Linked DNA regions of Homo sapiens: region 1 is linked to region 2. A link is an interaction called in ENCODE POLR2A ChIA-PET data of the cell type or tissue named here. Cell type or tissue: Caco-2. All regions are shown on one strand.

The links. ChIA-PET counts read pairs that join two places held together with the same protein. Peaks named below come from ENCODE experiments on the same cell type or tissue, not always from the same donor. Only the 100,000 strongest peaks of a DNase experiment are listed, where the experiment ranks them.
Region 1: POLR2A ChIA-PET joins it to region 2 with 5 read pairs; 2 of 35 experiments call an interaction of 5 or more read pairs at or near these places.

The regions. Positions count from the first base shown.
Region 1 is chr22:36,943,787-36,946,286 of GRCh38, reverse strand. No RefSeq gene overlaps it. Among named protein-coding and RNA genes, the nearest start is that of LL22NC01-81G9.3, 20 kb to the left of the region's middle. In Caco-2, no CTCF peak of the experiment used is centred here; no DNase peak of the experiment used is centred here.
Region 2 is chr22:36,433,807-36,436,306 of GRCh38, reverse strand. No RefSeq gene overlaps it. Among named protein-coding and RNA genes, the nearest start is that of MYH9-DT, 46 kb to the right of the region's middle. RefSeq lists enhancers at 1-511, 533-662. In Caco-2, no CTCF peak of the experiment used is centred here; DNase peaks (open chromatin) are centred at 636 and 1,476.

The DNA of each region.
Region 1 (2,500 bases), 510 kb before region 2:
AATGTAGACAAAATAGCCTTTTTATCGGAAGAAGATGCCTTTTATTTGAAGCTGCAATGCTTCAAAGCACAGGCAGAATCTCTCGTTAGGGGCTAATGCCACTGGTAACTTTAAATTGAAACCAATGCTCATTTACAATTCCAAAGAACCCTAAGCCCCTTAAGTATTGATACAGTTGGCCAGGTGCGTTGGCTCACGCCTGTCATCCCAGCACTTTGGGAGGCCGAGGCAGGTGGATCACGAGTTCAGGAGATCGAGACCATCCTGGCTAACACGGTGAAACCCCGTCTCTATTAAAAATACAAAACATTAGCTGGGCGTGGTGGTGGGCACCTGTAGTCCCAGCTACTCGGGAGGCTGAGGCAGGAGAATGGGGTGAACCCAGGAGGTGGAGCTTGCAGTGAGCCGAGATCGTGGCACTGGGTGACAGAGTGAGACTCCATCTCAAAAAAAAAAAAAAAAAAAGATACAGTTTGGCTCTGTGTCCCGACCCAAATCTCATCTTGAATTATACTCCCATAATTCCCATGTGTTGTGGGAGGGACCTAGTGGGAGATAATCGAATCATGGGGACAGTTTCCTCCATACTATTCTCTTGGTAGTGAATAAGTCTCACAAGATCTGATGGTTTTATCAGGGGTTTCTGCTTTTGCGCCTTCCTCATTCTCTCTTTGCCTGCTGCCAACCATGTAAGATGGGACTTGCTCCTCCTTGCCCTCCACCATGATTGTGAGGCTTCCCCAGCCACGTGGAACTGCAAGTCCAATTAAACCTCTTTCTTTTGTAAATTGCCCAGACTTGGGTATGTCTTTATCAGCAGCATGAAAACAGACTAATACAAAAATTATGCTAAATCTACTCTGCCTGTGTTTTGGAAATGGATCAGTAAAGGCTGACAGCACATCTGTTTACAGCATGGTTTAGGAATATTTTAAGTTCACTGTTGAGATATAATGCTCAGAAAATATATTTCTTTCAATATATTACTGCTTATTGCCAATGTACCTGGTCACCCAAGAGCTCTGATGAAGATACACAAGATTAATGTCGTTTTCATGTCTGTGAACATAACAGTTATTATGCAGCCCTTGGATCAAGGAGAAATTCCTGCTTTCAAGACTTGTTATTTAAGAAACACATTTCCTAAGGCTATAGCTGTCATAGACAGTGATTCTTCTGATGGATCTGAGCCAAGTAAATTGAAAACCTTCTAGAAAGGGTTCACTACTCTAGATATCATTCAGAACATTTGCGATTCATGGAAGGAGGTCAAAACATCAACACTAACAGGGTTTGGAAGATGTCAATTACAACTCTTATGGATGACTTTGAGGGATTCAAGACTTCAGGGGAGGAAGGAACTGCAGATGTAGTGGAAATAGAAAGAAAACTAGAATTAGAAGTACGGCCTGAAGATGTGACTGAATTGCTGCAATCTCATGATAAAACTTGAACAGGTGAGGAGCTGCTTCTTACAGAGGAGCAAAGAAAGTGGTTTCTTGAGATAGAATCTACTCCTGGTAAAGATGCTGTGAACATGTTGAAATAACAACAAAGGATGAAGAATATTAAATCAACTTAGTTGACAAAGCAGCAGCAGGGTTTAAGAAGATTAACTTCAATTTGGAAAGAAATGCTATCAAATAACATTGCATGCTACCAATAAAAATTTCATGAAAGGATGAGTCCATTGATGCAGCAAACTCCATTGGTGGCCAATCACAAAATTGCCACAGCCTTCAACACAACCCCAGCCTTCAACAACCACCACTCCGCTCAGTCAGCAGCTATCAACATCATGGCAAGAACCCCCAGCAGCAAAAAGATGACAACTTGAAGGCTCACATGACTGTTAGCATTATTTTTTTTAAGCAGCAAAGCATTTTAAATTGCAGTATGTACATTGTTTTTTAGATATAATGCTCTTGCACACTCAATATACTACAGTATCCAGCAATTAGTCACATTTCTTCACTGTCTACAGCCCTTAGCCGAATAGTTGAGTCATCTCAATGGGGATGTCAAAGCAAACTAAATATGGCCTGAGAAGGACTCTGTACTTCCATATTTGAGTCCTTGTGGATGAACTACAACCTAACTTAATAGGTAGACAGGATTGAAAACCTAACTTAGGAGTATGCGTCTGTAACAATCACTGAGTTTTGGCCAATCCCAGCAGATAAACTTCAACAACTCATACGCTGCTGAGCGTTCAAACTGTGTTCAAATAAGGCAATCGCCAATCTGTAACCAATCCAGCTGTTTCTGTACCTCAGTTCTGATTTCTGTATGTCACTTTTTTTTTTGTCTATAAATTTGTTCTGCCCATGAGGCACCCCTGGAGTCTTTCTGAATCTGCTGTGATTCTGGGGGCTGCCCAATTCACGAATTGTTTATTGCTCAATTAAACTCCTTTAAATTTAATTCAGCTGAAGTTTTTAACAGGAAGATAGAGGACAGAGAATGACAAATTTCCAGAACCAGCCAGCAAGAAACACTT
Region 2 (2,500 bases):
TTGACACTTTGGGTCAAGTGGAAAAAGTCTGGTGGAAGAACTAGTTCTAAATATCAGCTTAGTCACTTACTTGCTGTGTGACTATGGGCAAGCCACTTGACCTCTCTGAGTCTCACTTTGCTCAGCTGGAAAATGAGAAAAGATATGCCTAAGTCTTAGCACTTGTCTGATGATTAATATGCATAAGCTGAAGGAATGAAGGGGGGGTATTTATTGTGCCCCTGCCGCGTGCCAGACCCGGTGAGAGACACTGGCGACGCTGTGGTGAACCCGGCAGTCACAGTGGCTGCTTTTCTGGGGACTGTTCTTGAAGTGGAGGGTGTGATCTATTGCAGCAGGAGGTTGAGTAACTGAGCCTTTGTAACTGTGAGCAGGATTCCTCCTGAGCTGAAGATGAGTGCCTTAAGCCAGGTGTGAGGGTGGGGAAATACCCTAATTTGACAGACGAGGAAAGGAAACTTCCCGCACTCCGCTTTAAGTGGTGGGGCCAGGATTCAAACCCAGGGGCTGCTTTGATGGGCCACCCTGGTTTCCTCTTGCATCCGCACTGCTGAGCAGAGAGCCCGGCACCTAGCGGGATATCAAAGACACAGAGGCCGCCAGCAGTGAAAGCTGTGTTGAAAAGAAGCTAGAGGAAGCTGGTGAAAACCAGAGGTTAGGAGGTGGGGACAGGGAAGGCCGTGAAGGGAGGGGCCTTTTATTGACCAGCCAGCCCTCGGCCAGGTCCCTGCCTCAGACGTGCATGTTGGCAGGAAGAACCTGGCTGGGCATCTCTGTGACTGTGGTTGAATGAAGGAGCACCTGAGCCTTCCTTTTTTTCTTTTTTCTTTTTTTTTCTGAGATGGAATTGTGCTCTTGTTGCCCAGGCTGGAGTGCAATGGCGCGATCCCGGCTCACTGCAACCTCCCCCTCCCACGTTCAAGCAGTTCTCCTGCCTCAGCCTCCTGAGTAGCTGGGATTACAGGCATGTGCCACCACGCCCGGCTAATTTTGTATTTTTAGTAGAAACAGGGTTTCTCCATGTTGGTCAGCCTGGTGTTGAACTCCCAACCTTAGGTGATCCGCCTGCCTCGGCCTCCTAAAGTGCTGGGATTACAGGCGTGAGCCACTACGCCTGGCGCACCTGAGTCTTTCTAGTCCAGGCTGAGCTCTGGGCCGTTCAGCGCTTCTCAAACCCACAGCAGTGCCTCATTGCAAGAGGAGCTGGTGGGATACAGGAGAAAGTGGGGAGGGAAAAGGCGGGTCAAGGAACTGAACTAGAGGCTCACTCGACAGTTCTCCAGGTCTTTGTTGTTTACTGAAGGAACCTTATGAACGTGGCCTTCGCACTCCCTGCTCTGTCTGTGTTTGTTTTAATATAACCGATTCCCTCCCCTCTTGCCAACAAAGGGTTGGAGTAAAACTGACTGCATAGAGCCTGCCTAACTGTGCACTGTCCCTCGCTGTGGACTCTGCACCCCTAGCGCAGGAGGGTCCCAGGGCTCCAGGGGCGAGGCCCCACAGGCACCCCCTTCCCTCCACACAGCCGGTCTTTCCCTCCTCCATTCTCAGACCTCACCCTCCCCACATGTCATAAAGGTCCTGTGCCCTGACCTCACTGAGTCACCTGTTTCTCTGTATCTCTATGTTTCTGTGGCTGCTTCTACCCCTAGACAGTGGCCTCCAACACTTAATTATGGTGGGCAGGGCCACGGTCTGCCTCCCTCGGTGTCCTCAGCACAGCAGGCCTAGCCTGGGTAGGTGGACCCTGGGAAAAGAAATGAGTGAATGAGGCCGGGCGCGGTGGCTCACGCCCGTAATCCCAGCACTTTGGGAGGTCGAGGAGGGCAGATCGCTTGAGGCCAGGAGTTTGAAACCAGCCTGGCCAACATGGTGAAATCCCGTCTCTGCTAAAAATACAAAAACTAGCCAGGCGTGGTGGCTCACGTTTGTAACGCCAGCTGCTCGGGAGGCTGAGGCAGGAGAATCGCTTGAACCCGGTAGGCGGAGGTTGCAGTGAGCCGAGATCGCGCCACTGCACTCCAGCCTGGGCAATAGAGCGAGACTCCATTTCAAAAGAAAGAAAGGAAAGAAAAGAATGAAAGAAAGAAAGAAAGAGAAAAAGAAAGAAAGAAGAAAGAAAGAAAGAAAGAAAGAAAGAAAAAAGAAAGAACGAAAGAAAGAAAAGAGAAAAAGAAAGAAAGAAGAAAGAAAGAAAGAAAGAAAGAAAGAAAGGAAGGAAGGAAGGAAGGAAGGAAGGAAGGAAGGAAGGAAGGAAGAAAGAAATGAGTGAATGAACAAATGGAAGGGCAGTAGGCCCTCTGGGGCTGCGGTGAGCCAGATAATGACCCAAAGATGTCCATGTCCTGATCCCGCAAACCTGCAAATGTGTTAACCTACATGGCAAAAGGGACTTTGCAGATGTGACGGAGTTAGGAATCTGGAGATGGGAAGAAATTCCACCTACGGCCAGCGGCTTCAGTCCCTGCCTGAGCCCCAGCCCGCCCCTCCCGCTGGCCTG